Linked DNA regions of Mus musculus: region 2 is linked to region 1. Evidence: chromatin loops called from intact Hi-C (ENCODE). Cell type or tissue: heart. All regions are shown on one strand.

The links. A loop is a pair of places that touch in the nucleus more often than their neighbours do. Peaks named below come from ENCODE experiments on the same cell type or tissue, not always from the same donor. Only the 100,000 strongest peaks of a DNase experiment are listed, where the experiment ranks them.
Region 2: it touches region 1 in a loop (12-fold over the local background); 29 of 42 quality-filtered maps call a loop at or near these places.

Annotation. Positions count from the first base shown.
Region 1 is chr15:84,050,602-84,058,601 of GRCm38, reverse strand. It overlaps Efcab6 (EF-hand calcium binding domain 6), which reads left to right. Exons shown (of 32, transcript NM_029946.4): 2 at 4,053-4,159. The coding sequence starts at 4,089. Among named protein-coding and RNA genes, the nearest start is that of Efcab6, 11 kb to the left of the region's middle. In heart, CTCF peaks have their summits at 2,344 and 4,441 (motif pointing right); a DNase peak (open chromatin) is centred at 4,611; H3K27ac peaks cover 358 bases; H3K27me3 peaks cover 1,236 bases.
Region 2 is chr15:83,853,476-83,861,475 of GRCm38, reverse strand. Mpped1 (metallophosphoesterase domain containing 1) reads right to left here. Exons shown (of 7, transcript NM_172610.3): 6 at 6,951-7,064; 7 at 3,002-5,228. The coding sequence ends at 5,110. Gm41370 (a long non-coding RNA gene) reads left to right here and starts at 5,327. Exons shown (of 7, transcript XR_003951468.1): 1 at 5,327-6,670. Gm41372 (a long non-coding RNA gene) reads right to left here and starts at 2,296. Exons shown (of 3, transcript XR_875516.3): 1 at 1,569-2,296. In heart, a CTCF peak has its summit at 4,167 (motif pointing left); a DNase peak (open chromatin) is centred at 4,155; H3K27me3 peaks cover 1,361 bases.

The sequences.
Region 1 (8,000 bases):
AGCCTGGGCTACATGAGAGCCTGTCTCAAACAAAATGAAACACCAAAGAGTAGGAAAAGGGTATAGTCAGCAAATTACTGGCTTTCCAGTCCTTGTCAGTGTCTGCCCTCAGGTTCTGAATAGTTGCATCTGTGACTGTCTCAGGACTCTTCTCTTCTTGGAAAAACCTAATGATGATGTAGTTAGGGACGAGATGTATAGAATCTGTCACAATGTCTTGTCCTGCTCAGTACACTGTTGCTTTCAAGACCAAGGGTAACATTATCCCAGGCGTCTACCATCACAGTGTAAAGTGTTCATTGTGGCCCATCTTGAACAAAGGGGAATGGCAGGCTCGTCCTGGGCCGGGTCTCAATGGGTCCAGAAAGCCCATGGGCTCTCCCCTGCTGGAGGGCCTTGCCGACTAGCAACTTCCTTTGGATCCACAGAAAATCTAAAAGCAGGAAATTGGTGACTGTTGAGATGCGGCGAGAGGAACAGACAGGGAATTATTCTATTCACGCTGCCCCCCCCCCCCGCGCCCCATCTGTGGCCCTGACACAGGGACGGAGCTGCAAGTGCTTCTGGGACTTGTACCTTTTTCTTTATCAGCCAAGTTGTCAGAATATAAACTCACAGGCCTAAGTTAGACATGACTGATCTGGCAGCCTCATGACAGAAGCATCATATTTTTAATCTTTTAAAAATATTTATTTTTAGGTGTATGAGTGTTTTGCTTGCATGTATGTATGTATGATGTATGTATGTATGCATGATGTATGTATGTATGCATGATGTATGTATGTATGATGTATGTATGTATGTATGTATACCCTGCACAAGCAGTTCCCACAGAGGCCAGTTGAAGGTGCTAGATCCCATGGAAGTGAAGTTAAGGACAGTTGTAAGCCACTGTATCCACATGTTGGATGTTTGAAATCAGACCCTGCTCCTCTGCAATGATAGTCAGTGCTTTTAACCACCGAGCCATCTCTCTACCTCCCCCCTCCCCTATTTTTAGACAGGCTCTTACTATGTAGCTTTGGCTTGCTTGAAACTTGCTCTATAAACCCAACTGGCCTAAAAACCACAGAGATATGCCAGCCTCTGCCTTCCAAGTGCTGAGGTTAAAGGTGTGTGCCCCAGGCCTGGCTCTGTGTCTTTTATCTTGAAAGATGAACTGTGCCAGGAAGACGAGGAGTGTGATGGCTGTTCTTGGTTGTCAGCTTGATACACCTGGACAAAGATTAAAGAATTAATTCTTTAATTAATCAATTCTCCATTAAAGAATTGTCCCCATCAGATTGGCCCGTGACCGTTTTCTTGATTGCTAGTTGATGGGGGGAAGGCTGCTCCATCCACTGTGGGCCGTGCCATTCCTAGGCACGTGGGCCTGGAATGTACAAGAAAGGTAGCTGAGCTGGAGCAAGCAAGTCAGTGAGCAGCAATCCTCCATGACTTCTGATCCAGTTGATGCCCCCAAGTTTCTGCTTTGCGCTCCTGTCATAGCTTCCCTTGATAATATACACTAGAAGCCAAATAGACTTTTTCCTTCCCAAGTTGCTCTTAAAAGTTGAGTGTAAGCCGGGCGTGGTGGTGCACGTCTTTAATTCCAGCACTTGGGAGGCAGAAGCAGATGGATTTCTGAGTTCAAGTCCAGCCTGGTCTACAGAGCGAGTTCCAGGACAGCCAGGGCTATACAGAGAAACCCTGTCTCAAAAACAACAACAACAACAACAACAACAACAACAACAAACAAACAAACAAACAAAAACAAAAACCCAAAACCAAACAGCAACAACAAAAAACAAAACAAAACTTGAGTGTATGTCTTCAACTGAGACTACACTCTTTGATACTTAATTTAAAAAAAATATTTGCATAAAAGTTGAGAAAACTGATATAAAGAGGTGGTGGGTACTTCCAGCTTTCCCTTCCCCGAAGCCCCGTGATACCGTTCGCAGAATAACCATAGTTCAGTCTTCAAAACTGGGACACACGCGTGAATATCATGTCAAATTAACTGAACGGAGAGTTTAAAATTTTATTTGGATTCAGGAGTGTCTTTCTTTTTCGCCCGTTGTGGGGGTCTCTGAGGTGACCTCGGTCCACAGAGTGATGGTTTACAAGAAGCAAGAAGCCCAGAAGTTCTGTTCAACACAACTCAGTAGCAGGTGCTGGTTTAACCTAAACATCAAGAGTCTGACCCTGAGTTGTTTCTTTTTGGCGAATTTAAGTACAGCACAATTTGGTGAATTTTTTTCTAGTGATAACAACCCCTCAACCATCTACATGGTCCATGGCTTACAACGGTCCTCAACTTCAATTCCATGGGGTCTAGCACCTCCAACAGGCCTCCGTGGGAACTGCAGTACGTGGAGGCTTAATGAAGCCAAAGGCTTGACTGTATTGGAACTTTGTAAAATATACCTCACATCTTCCATAAAGCTAGGTTTTATAGATTGACTGAGAAAAAACAAGCTCGTGAGAAGGGTCTGGAGAGGTCTTGACTCCTAAGGAAGTATGAAGGTCACCAGGTCATTAACCATATTCGCTCCCAGTCTTTTGGACAGAAAACAGGTTATACATCTCTCCCCTTGAAGAGACAACTGTGTGTGCTCAGCACTCATGAGTCTACTAGTGCTTATCTGTGAGCTAAGAGCCCCCATGCCTCCCATATCTCAGGACAGTTTTTATTGAAGCTTAACAGTATAATTTGGCAGCATTTGTTAGAACATTAATAGGCTGTAGTAATTTGAGGTGTGTGTGAATGGGGGGCGGGGTGAGGGTCTTCTGTGTCGTCCAGACTGGCCATAATCCTCCCTCTGGTAGGATGATTAGTGTCCACCACCCATTCCTCTGCTGGCAATCTACTTTTTAAGAATGGAATAATATAATTTTGTATTTTTTTGTCTTATTTTTGTGTGAGATGCATGTGAGTGTGGAAGCAGGAGGTCAATCTTCTGTGTCATCCTTAGGATGCTGTCTTCTGCCTTTTACAAATCAATTTCATAGGAATGCCCCCGGTACTCTCCTGCCTCATATCTCCCCAGCACCGGGATTTTGTGTGTACCTCCATTTCGGATTTTATTTTATTTTATTTTTTAGTGTAGGCTCTGGGCATAGAACTCAAGTCCTCTGTAGGAGCAGGAAGTGCTCTTAGTCACCGAGCCATCTCTCCAGCTCCATGGTTTCAGTTTTCAAAGTCTCACACCAATAGACACATCATCACAAAGTGGGTGAAGGATGGCCGAGGTCCCTGTCACGGCGTAAGGGAGGCTGGTCTGCGCAGAGGTTTCCACAAGGGCTTCTCAGGAAAGTGACATTAGTTTTGAGATCCAGGGCGGCAGTTTCCAGAGTGATGCCTGGGGCCTGTGGAGGCAGCGGCAGCCAGCCCTCAGGAACTTGGACAGTCATGCATTCTGAGTTCCCGCCCACTCTTCATGGCGATCGGAATCTAGAACTGAGACCTAGATTCCAGAATCTAGAACCTGTTTCTAAGAAAGATTCCAGGTGACTCTGAGGGACATTGAGGCTCGAGAACCAGTGATCTCCAGGACGAGGAGAGTTCAGGAGGCAGAGAGGGAGAAGTGTGGGTGGGTAAGGCAGAGGCGATCCCATGTGAGGACAAAGGTGTCTGCGTGGAAGAGACCTCGTATGTCTCAGGGACCACCTGAGGCCAGCGTGGTGGAGGTGTGGGAGCAGGAGTGGGAGGCAGCTGCTGGAAGACACAGGTTGATGCATTGTCTTTGTGGGTATCAAAGCCCAGGGCCTGAAGGACAGTGACAATGATAGGAAGAAACAGGACACCACAGGGCTTTCAAGTTATTGTTCTGGCTGTTGTATGGAAGTGTGTGTGTGTGCAAGTTGTGTGTGTATGGATGTGTGCATGTGCGCGTGCATGTATATGTGTATGTGTGTGCACGTGTGTGTGTGTGTGTGTGTTGGGCGGGAACCTGGGAGGAGGAGAATGTGCCTACAGTGCTCACAGACTAGCTTCACGTATGGCTCAGAGAACCAAGGAAACTGTTGAGCTCTCGGGTGCTAACTGGGTGCTAACTCTTCTTTCTCAGAATTCACAAATTTGCAAGTATTTGATCTAGAAGGAAATGAAGCGCAACGGCACCAGGCTAAACTTTGCTAAAGCCAACAGCACCAAGTCGGGTAGCACAAGAGCAAGGTGAGTCGCTGCCATGCCCAGCTCCATGCTGCCTGCTGCAAGACCTGCTGGGAGGGTGCCTGCGAAGCTGGGGAGGCTTTTGCTGCCAACCCCCACTAGTGTGTGTCAGCCGCTCATCTGGCATGTAACAGGAGTGCCCAGGCTGGTGCATTCTGACATGTAGTGGCCTGAAGCTGATTATCAACGGGGCAGCCACTATTTGTTACTCACAGTGACTTTCGAGCGCACTATGCAAACAGTTGGACCGCTCAGGATTCCTGCAGCACTTCCCTCTTCCTGTAGGTGGCAGCAGCAGCAAATTTTTGGTTGCTCTGCCTGAAGCAGAGAAACCCTGGAAACTTTGCCTGCTACATCTGAGGACTTGGGGACATGCCTGGACTATAAATAGTATATGCCAAACACACTGTGTCTGCTGGTTGGACAGGGAGAGAGTTGTCTCCAGTTCTTAGGCTTCTGAAGTGCTGAGAACAGGACAGCTCTGCAGCAGCCGACCGTGGTCCTGCCTCTTTCCTTTGTCTGTGTCTGTCAGCGTGGTGGGGGTGGGCGCTGAGAAATCCACCGGGTAGATCATTATGTCCATGACAGAGAAAGCAGAACACAGACAGCCTGAGACACACAGAGATGCTCCGATGTCCTGAGATTAAAGGTGTGTGCCGCCACGCCTGCCTCATTTACCACTCTTTGGAGGACCGATGTGCTAGGTGTATAGTCATGGTCTCCTGGGGAAAGACACATGGAAATTCATGAGACTTGTGGTCCTGTGGGAACTTTACTAATGCTTCCTATTTCCCAGTAGCGCGGAGGAGTGAGGAGTCATGGATGGTGTGGAAATGGGAGGGGGGTGATCTTTAGGCATGGAAGGAAGGAATGTGAGTGTGTGGGTCTTATATGCGTGTGGTGTGTATGTTTTAGGGAGTTGAGCAGATGTCTGTAGTGTGTATGTACCTGCGTGGTATGTATATAGTAGAAGTATGTGTTATGGTGTGAGGGGTGGGTGTAGCATGTGGTGTGTACATGTGCTTCAAGTGTATGTGATGCGCGTCAGGAGTGTGTATGCTGAGCATGTGGTAAGTGTGTGTGGTGACTGTATGGTAAGTATGTGTAGTAAGTATGTATGATTACTATGTTTTTTGTGTGTCATGTGTGTGGTGAGAGTGTATGGTGTGTGTAGTATATGTGTACTGTAGTATGTGGTATGTGTGAGGAGTGCCTGTATGGTGAGGTTGTGGCATGTGTTTGTGTGTGTGTGTGCGGTGAATGTGTGTATGGTATATGTGGGGTGTGTATGTGTATAGTAAGTGTGAATGTATATATTGTAGGTGGGGTTTGTGTGTGTGTATGTGTATATGTGTGTGTGTGGTGTGTGTATGTATGTGTGTGGTGTGTGTATGTGTGTGTGGTGAGTGTGAATGTGTGTGTTGTATGTGGGGTTTGTGTGTGTGTGTGTGTATGGCGAGTGCCTGTGTGGTGTATGTGGTGTGTGTCTATATGATGTGTGGTGCATGTCTATATGATATGTGGTGCATGTGTGTGTGTTGAGTGCCTGTGTGGTGTATGTGGTGTGTGTCTATATGATGTGTGGTGTATGTGGTGTGTGGTGTGTGTCTATATGATGTGTGGTACATGTCTATATGATGTGTGGTGCATGTGTGTGTGTTGAGTGCCTGTGTGGCGTATGTGGGGTGAAAGAGAGAAGCAGCTTGGTTTTGTGAAGCTTGTTAGTCTAACTTACAATTTCCCACATAAAAGTAGAGTTTCAAATCACGGTGGGTGCAGTGCAGAGTCGGTCCTGGTGTCCAAGGGACGTTGAATGGCAGGGAAGCTTCTGCTAGGAGTGGAAGGTGCAGCTGGTGGTGGGAGGCACAGGGTGGGCAGGAGCCAGTGCGTGTGACCCACTTCTAAGAGAGCATCAGAAACAGAAGGACCCAGGCTCCACCTTCCCAGCATAGCTATTTTTGTTGCCTCTTTTCCGTGCCGTCCATGAGGAAGCAGGTATTTATATCAGGGCGTTTGGACTACGTGCTCAACTGGGCCCTCCTCTTTACATTGTTCTAAGTGCATTATGTTACTATATATTCCTATAGTCACCATTTCCAGGTCATTAACACACATTATCTTTAGGAGCTGTGCTTGTCTGAATGTTGGGTTGATGGGGTTTGTCTTGTGCTGTGAGGAGGTGGGGGAGACTTGAAACCCCAACAGCATTTCTCAGGCTGGGCTTCAGGATGAAGGAGGGGGGCTATGCAGGGACATGAGAGACTCCAATGAAGGAGGCTGGGATTCAGACAGGAGGCTGCCATCATGGAGGCCAGTCCGGTTTATAAGCACTGTTGTTTCTGCTAAATTCAATTCAGATGGCTGGCTAAATTGTTTTATTTTATTTTATTTTTTTAAGACAACCTATCATTTAGAAGCTGCTTGCAGATCAGCTCACATCCTTCTAATTCCTATGTTGAGAACTGTGAACTGGGGCTTGCTGCAGCCCCACACCGAAGTTTAAGATGGAGACAGCCTGGCCTTCCCATGAAACACACACAAGTACACACTGGTGCAAGTGTGTAACCGGCTGGGAATTAAGTATAGGCGAGTTTGGGTCTCAGCCTTAGGGCCCCAGTAAATTTGGCCTTTTTTTTTCTCTAGTGTTTAATTTTTTGAAAAACACAGGTAATGGTGCAAAGTTGATAATTAGACACTCAGCAGCCAGAGATGTAGGCATCTGGCATTGCGTTTGAAGCTGGCAGAAGCTTTGCTAGGTTTTTGTATTGGCTTGACTCGTGTGTGTGTGTGTGTGTGTGTGTGTGTGTGTGTGTGTGTGAACATTGAGAAAGCACCATGGCCTATGTTTATCCTTCCTTTCTGAGGATATTTTTTAAAAGCAGTGGGCAAGTATGTTCAGCCCAGCTTGGGGTCACCCGAGAGTGTGTTTCCAAGAGAAGGCATGGAAGGCTGACATGATGGGTCAGGAACACTGTCTGCACCTCTCAGTGCTGGGTTGATACACACATTTGGCTTTCGTTGGTTTGTTTTATTTATTTCATCTCTATGGTATTTGCCTGTATATCTGTGCACCACACATGTCCTTTGTGCCTGCAGAGGTCTCAAGAAGGCATTGGATCTCTGGGGACTGGAGTCACAAATAGCTGTCAGCTCTGTGTGGATGCTGGGAATTGAACTTGGGACCTCTGGAAGAGCAGCCAGTGATCTTAACCTCTGAGCCATCTCTCCAGCCTGTGCCTGACTTTTTTTTTACATGGGTTTTAAGGATTAAACTCTGGTCCCTTGTTTGCAAGGGAGTACTTTACCAGTTGTGCATTCTCTCTAACACTATATTCTGTTTCTTTAATATATACATAAGAATGTATAATATCTAGCTGTCTACCTATCTGTATTTGGTTTTTGAAAATTTTTGTGTTTGAACATTTTGCCTGCTTGTATGTATGTGCATCATGTATGTGCAGTGTCCATAGAGGCCAGAAGAGGGTGATGGATGCCCTGAAACTGTAGCTACAAATGGGTGTGAGCCACCATGTGGGTGCCGGGAACCGAATCTAGGTCCTGTGGAAGAGCAGAAAGTGTTCTTAATCGCTGAGCCATTGCTCTGGCTTCTATGATGTGTATTTTTATTCTTAATAGATATAGTAGTTTGTATATGTTTAGAGAATATTGTTTGCCCTTTTTACTTTTGGTCGTGCTGGGGATAGAATCCAAGCCATCTATATATTAAGCAAGTGGTGTACCACTGCGCTGTGTCCTCAAGCCTCCACACACCGTCCGGATACATGGATTCTGCCTGTAAGGAACAGAGCTTACTCATCCCTTCAAACACTCCGCATCTCCTGGT
Region 2 (8,000 bases), 200 kb after region 1:
GCTATACAGAGAAACCCTGTCTTGAAAAACAAAACAAAAAACAAAACAAAACAAAACAAAACAAAACAACCAGCTAACCCAGAAATGTATTGTAGAAAAGAAGTTACCCTCCTTCAAAAGTTTAAAAACAAAACAAGATAGGATGGAGGGCTCGCATTGGCTCCTCTGAAGGTACATTTGGAAGCGCAGTCGTTAGGAATATGGTGTCAGCAAGAGAGTGATGGAACAAAATGGGGAACCAAGAAATGTACCACATAGATGCAGCCAGCTGATTTCCAATGTGGACAAAGACAGTGGGTATCTTAAGCTTTCTAGTGCTGGGATGAAACACCTTGACCAAAAAGCAAGTTGGGGAGGAAAGGGTTTATTCAACTTACACTTCCACATTGCTGTTCATCACCAAAGGAAGTCAGGAATGGAACTCACACAGGGCAGGATCCTGGAGGCAGGAGCTGATGCAGAGGGTGCTGCTTACTGGCTTGTTCAGCCTGCTTGCTTATAGAACCCAGGAGAAGGATGGCCCTATCCACCATGGGCTGGGCCCTCCCCCATTGATCCCTAGTTGAGAAAATGCCTTACAGCTGGATCTCATAGAGGCATTTCCTCAACGGAGGCTCATCCCTCCTTGATGACTCTTGTCTCAAATTGACACATAAAACCAGTCAGTACAGTGGGTTAGAGGAACAGTATCTGTGTGTAAAATGTGAACCTTAGCACACCTCACACCAAAGGATGAGGCCGGGACTGCACAGGGGTGTGAAGCAGAACTAATAAGTGAGAGACAATCCACTCAACCTCAAGTTTGAAAGCATCACCCGCAGAGTCAGCATTTCTTCAACAGGGCAAAATACCCAAGAAGGAGCCCTTCTAAGAAAGCAAGGTTGATTTTGGCTCACTCGCTCAGAGAGGGTCCATTGGCCTGGTTGCTTTGGGCATGTGGCATGGCCGAGGGAGGTTACTTACCTGTGGCAGCCAGGAAGGAGGACCGTAGCTGGGTTCCCAAGACCGGCTTCAACTATATATCTACAGTGAGCTAACTTCCTCCTCCTAGACCCTGCCTCCCAGTCCAGCCAATGGCTGATGACCACCTGTCAATACGTGAGGCTCTGGGAAACACCTGCCTCAAATGATAACCATATCCAAAGAACAAGAAAAGAAAGGAAGGAAGGAAGGAAGGGAGGGAGGGAGGGAGGGAGGGAGAGAGAGGGGGGGGAGGGAGAGGGAGGGAGAGAGAAAAGAAGAGGAAGAAGAAGAAGGAGAGAGAGAGAGAGAGAGAGAGAGAGAGAGAGAGAGAGAGAGGAAGGAAGGAAGGAAGGAAGGAAGGAAGGAAGGAAGGAAGGAAGGAAGGAAGGAAATCAAGCTTCATCAAAAATTTCAACATTTGCTCTGAGGATGGGACTAAAAAGACCAACCCAGAGACAGGAAAAAGAGACTTGTTTCTAGAATATTTAGAGATTTTTAAATAGGATCAGCAAGAGGCCAGAGAGATGGCTTGGTGGTTAAAGCACATGGTACAAGCAAGAGGAGCAGGGTTCTGACCCCCACGGCTCCCTGCACCTGGTAGTCACCTGTGATTCCAGCCCTTAGGAGGCGGGGAAAGGAGGCCCAAGACAGCCACGTGCTCTGGTGAGTCCCCAGAGACTGGTTCCCTGCCACTGTCTCAGCAGGGCTGCAGAGGGGTACACCTCAGTAGTAGAGTGCCTTCCTTCTCCATGTGTGAAGTGAGAAGGAAGGAAGAGGGGGAAGGAAGGAGGGCCCCAGAGACTGTGTACTGAAGCAGCTCTGGCAGTGTGGTGACATTGTGAGGTGACAGCTTCAGAGGGCCACGCCCTGTGCAGGAACCCTACTGTGGTTCCAGTGGTTATGGTAGAAGTTGGTGGGGTTCCTCAGACAGACCAGGATTCAGAAGTTAAGGTCCCAGGACAGGATGCTGCAGGCCTATGAGTCCCTGGGCAGGGGACTTGTCTGAGGTCATGGGGACATTGTTATTGCACACCTGCCCCAGGCCACTCCTCAGGCCTTTTCTGCCCCAGGTCCGTGGCTTTATGATGTCAGTCATATCCCTTTTTCTTGACACCTGTTCTATGTCCACAACTCCTTCCAGTGACCAGCAGCCACATCTACTGCTGTCCTGGACTCTCTGGAGCCTTTATCCTCACATCTACCTTTATCAGTCTTCCCTCCTAAATCTGTTACAGCCACCACCAGCCTTTCCATCATCCAAGCCAGCCAGACTCTTTGGGAAGTGTTAATGGCTGTGGAGGGGTCCATACAGAGCTGGATGGGGGGTTATGTAAGACAGATGGAAGGACAGAAGGATGGGTGACTTGATGGGTGGGTGGGTGGGTAGATGGATACATAGAGTGATATCCTGAGGGGGCTGGGTAAATTAATGGTTTCATCAATAGTGTATGGTCAGATGAGTGTATATATGGACAGCTTTGTTGGTGCACAGATAGATGGATAGTCCTGTGGACGAATAGATGGCTAGCTGTCTGGCTTTATAGCTTGATGGGTGGATGGATGGGTGGGCAGATGGATGGGTGCTTGTTTTCTGACTGAGTAGATGGATGGACATATGAAAGTATGAATCATCAGGTAAGTGTTTGACTGTGGAAAGATGAATAGTTGGATGGACAGCTAGCAATAAATGGTAGAAGTTTTGTAGCTGGGAGCGACTTTGAGACCAGGATGCTGCTCTTAGGCAACCCATGAACCTTTTGCCTTCCTATGGCTGGGTTGGCCATGTCATATTCAGGAAAACCCAGCACTTCGGCCACACCACAATGCTTTGTTTAGAAGCTCAGACATCCAGTCCTGCCCATGATGTCTGTAGTCCCTGTGCCCATGAGGGGTGGGATGGGGTGAGACAAGCAGAGAGTAGTCACATGGGGGGGGTCTTTAGCCACTAGGTCTTGGAGTTCTTCCTCCCTCTGCCCCCTCATAACTCAGGGACACACCCACAGGACGAGCAGCCAGATGGACTTAGCCTTTTCTTTTTACAAAGACTTTATTGTCTGACATGCTTGACAAAAAAAATTACAGCCACAATCAAGTTATGCCAAAATGATTGAGGAGCAGGCCGCCATCTTTCAAATCTTGAGGACTTCCAATGAATTTTCTCTTCAAGACAGCTGCCTCCACAGCTTTTCTTCTCCACATAAAAATATGCCGCATTCTGAAGATGCCCTAGGAAAATTTTTTTAAGTTTATAGTTCTTGGTCCATATAGAAACTGTGGAGCTGAGAAAGCACATGGGAGATGTATTTTTCTCTGCCCCAAACACGCCATGCATCTGAGGCACCGAAGAGAGACCTTGTAAAATGTCCCACACACCAGGACCACTTGGCCCAAGCAAGATTCCTGCAGCCCTGTGTCCTGTGGGGCACAGTTGCCCCTGGCCAACGTAGGGCACCAAAGGTGGCCTGGGAATGCATCCCAGAGCCCAGCTCACTCACCCGCAGAGAAAGAATTGGGAGTGGGCCTCACAGGATGCTGGGATGCTGAGCCAAAAGCTCAGGATTCCTGATGGTCTGAGGGACTCGAGGTTGAGAATGAACAAGAGCCAGTTTTGAAAAGGACCCTTCCAAATGAAGCGAGACTCTCCACCCAGGCCCTGCTTTGCAGGGAGAGAACTCCAGTGGTGATGGGAAGGGTGTGAGGCCAGAGATGGAGGCCCAAATCCCACTGCTGCCCCCTTTGTGCTGTGCATCCTCAGGCAAGTGACCTCTCCTCTCAGTGGACTCATCTCTGTAACAGGGCAAGAGTACCTACCTTGCAGGAATGTCTGTAGATAAAACAAAATTATACCGAGTAAAGGTACCAGGATATCTGGTCCCCAAGGCTGGAACCAGGCCAAGCAAGTGAGGCCCTCGTGTCTGATGCATGACATAAAGGGTGTAAAACATCAAGAGTCGGGACAAATAATACTATTTTAGTGACATGTTACTAAGAATCGGAATGAGTGCAAAAAAGAGTCCACAAAGAACAAATATGGGCATTTTAAATAGACAGTGATGGACTCTGCCTCCCCCTGACTCAGGGCCCGCTGGCTCTGTCCTCTGCAGATGGGTTCACCCAGGCCTAGCTCAAGAAAGGCTGCAGCCAGAGGTGGAGCTGCCATCAGCACCCGGGGTGGCTCTGTAACTGCGCCACCTCCCGGTTACTGGTGGTACTGACAAGCTTCCTGGAACCCTCGGAAGGAAAAATCAATCACATGGAGGATGGAGCTCGTTGTAGATGCTAACAACCTGGTTAGGTTTGGAGAAGCACACACATGCCACAGACATGGGGCATGTACATGACCAGGCATAGGTCTCAGCCCACAGAATCCCCTGGCCATCGTGATCTACAAAGTAGTGTGGTCCCAGATGATCTAAGATGGCCTCACTGTGATGAGTAACCAGCAGGTTCTGGCCACCCAGAAGAACAAAGCTCCCCTCCCCAAATCCAGGTTCTGAGCCAGAAGCTGGAGACACTCAGCCATTGTCCACATTGGCAGCAGGGTCCTGAGGAAGGAATGGGGGACTAAGCCAAGCCATCTGCTCTAGGCCTGGCCGGGGGCTGTCGGAATTCCTGAGATGTCCCTGAACATTCCCAAGACCCATGCACGTAAGGAACAAGTCTATCTCCTTTCCTCCAGCCAGAGAAGAGCTGCCCGAGCCTAGGCCATACACTTCCGCAACCTTGGGGCTCACAAGCCACACACTTGGGTAGCTAGACATCTTGTATAAAACTTCCCAAATTCCATCCGAGAGCAGCGGCTTCTCAAAGCCGGAGGGTGTCTTTCGAACCGAGCTTCTGTCATTTCCCAAGTGAGACAGGGCTGTGAGTGTGTTAGGCTCTAGAAAAAAGGGGCAGATGCACACACAGAACACAGAGATGAGCCTGGTGGCCCTGATGGGACTGTTCAAGGTCCCAGCAGCAGGCGGCAGAAAGCTGACAAAGGCGATTTCTTTTATCCCAAGGATTCTACTCGTTGCTGGCTGGTCCCGAGGCCAAATGGACTGTCCAGGCTGTTCTGCATGGGAGGAAGTGGGTTAGGGGATCCAGGCTCTTGGCCAGACATACAGAGCTGACATGGGTAGGCAGAACTGGAGTGGGTAGCAGTCAGGAGTTCCGGGGTGTGGGCAGGTCGATGACTATGGGGGGATTCACAGGCTGATAGTTCACAGTGCACACCGACGCGTTCACATAGGTGGTGGTCCCGTCTGCCATGACGCCATACCCTGGAAAGTAAGCACGCACCTGTCAGACCATTATCTGGAGCTTTCTGGTGAGTGGCTGTGGCAGCTACAGGTGTTCTGCTATAGCGGGTGGGACATGTCTGGGGCAAGCTACAACAGTTCTCATTCTTGGGTCTTTTTATCTGTCAAGTGGAAGCGATAATAGGTCCTTCTGAGCCTGCCAGGTGGACCAAGTAAGTTCAACGCCCAAATGCAGTGCTTAAGCCAGTGCACATCACAGGAAAAGCACATAGCAAGTCAGTCATCACTATCCTCACATCGTCTTCCTCAGCAGGTGTCATCAGCATGGTCTCTATGGCCACTGTCAGCAGAGTAGATGTGACTAGGTATAGGCACCTGGTTTCCACAGTCCCCAGTATCACCATCTCATCAGATATGATCAGGTGTGTTCGTGTGCTATGTCCACGAACTGCACTGATGTCATCATGACATCTTCATCCCCATCATGATGACATCATCATCCCCATGCCTAGCAGCAGCACTATGCCCTGAACTACATCACTACCATCCTTGTTGCTATCCCCAGCACTGCCATCATCACCATGACATCATCGCTGCCATCATGGTAACATCATCATCGCTATCTACAGTATCACCACCGTCAACACTACCACTACCTCTTCATGACCACTGTTGTCAACACCATCATTATCATCTCTCCATCAACACTAGTCATCACCATCCTTGTGACAATCACCACACTACCATCACCATCACCAAGACCCTCTTCCTTACAAGTGTTTCCCTGCCATGACATCACTACCATACCCACTATCTTCTGAGTGTCACTACCACCACCATCTTTGTCACCACTATCATTACCACTGTGATCCTCCTCCTCATTATCATCTCTGTTCTCCTCACAATCACCATGGTGACCACTGTCACATTTCTGTCTTTTATTACATGCCCTCTCCACCAACTCTGCTTGCTGAAGTCCCTTCTTCTGGCTCACACCAGAAGGGACGCTCTCCCTTTCTTCTCTGGAGTACCATTTTGCCGATACAAATATGCATGGTGGTGTTTGGGTCACTGGCAACCTTTCATAGGTTGTCCCTGAAGGCCCATAAGAGAGCCCAGGAAGACAACCAGCATTGTAAACTCACTGTTCCTGAGCTTCCCCGGGAGCTCCAGTGCTCTGCCTTTGATGGCTGCCTGCTGCCCAGCCATCTGAGACCATGTCCAGAGACAAACGTGCTCTACTCTCCTGACACCCAAGAACAGCGCTCAGAGGTGCTCAAGAAATGGCCAGGGTTTATTTACTTCCAAGTTATAAAACTCTTAGATGAACTAGATGAACGCAGCGTGGAGTCCCAGGTACCATGGTCCAACCCCACAGACAGGGTGAGCAGACCAGTAAACAGCAAGGGTTTGCATCAGATGTTGAACCTGGGCTCCAGGAAGAACACTTGAGGACTAAGAAGGTAAGCTGATGAGCAGGGATGGGCTGGGGGTGGGGGCAGTGTGAGCAGCCAGGACTGTGAGCCACCTGTCCATGGTGCGGACATCCCCACCACTTCAGTGAGTACACCTGCTAGCCAGCAGCATTGAGGTGCTAACCACAGCAGCAATGCCTGTGAAGTAGGCTATGCATGGGCCACAGAGCTGGGCTGTTTCTTGCAGAAGTCAGAGAGGGAGCTAGTGAGCAGGATTTGGTAGAGGCATCCCATGTGAGATTCCCTGCCCTCCTGCCCACCTACTCACCTTCATGGATGTGGCCAAAGACGTGCAGCCGTGGCTGGACCCGCCTCTGGACTGTGTTGAGCAGCTCCACACAGCCCACACGCTGCATCTTCTTGGGGACCCAGTCTAGAAAGCCTGTGTGGGGAGACAAGGCGTTGAGGGGGTCAGCGGGAATCTTGCACCTCAGGCATCGATTAGCGCAGACTTGGGTGGGACCTGAAGTCATGCCCCAGTCCCAGCATAGATCCTCTCTCCCGGTACAGCAAGTTCCAGAACTATGCCTCAGAGAAAAGCCTGTCACAACGCAGCTCCTGGAGGCACAATCTCTCTTCCTTGGCAGGGCTAAGAGACTCTTTTACAAGAGCCCACGGGAGGCCAGGCACCTGGGTCCAAGTGCATAGAACCACTACAGATCTGAGCCTGCAGCTGCTGCAGGGGCTGTTTGGAGCTACCCAATTGTAGAAGGGCAAACTGAGTCCATGGTATCCCAGTGGCTGGAAGCAAAATGGAGCCTCCATAGCCTCCGAGGGAGAATTTCCCATTCAGAAACTTTCTCTACAAAACCCACGGAAGCTGTGGTCTAGCTCTGTTGTTGCCTATCTGGCATGAAGCTCTGGGGCACTGTATATGTGTTAGGGTATGGCTGTGATCCCAGCACAGAGAAGGTAGTGGCAGAAATATCATGAGTTTAAGGTCATCCTTGGCTACATCAGAAGTTTGAGCCCAGCCTGGGATACATGGGAGTGGAGGCGGTGCACAGAAGCAGGAAGCTAGTTTTCTTGGCTGAGACACCCTCTTGTGGTGCCCACTGTGTCTGTTGGCCGCCAGCCTCCCAGAGCTGCCCCATATGGTGGTGGCTTATTATCTTTCCATGGCTACACAAACGAAAAATAATCAATGACTTGAGTGAGCAATCAGGTTTCTGCCGGCCCCTCTCTGTTTGGGTGGGTGAGAGAAGCTCCAGAGCTGCCAGCAAGGGTTGGAGAGCTTCTACTGAGTGTGCCCAGCAAGCTTCATCACAAGAGAGGCGCTGAGACCAGAGCACAGCCAGGCAGGGGGAGGAGAGAGGGG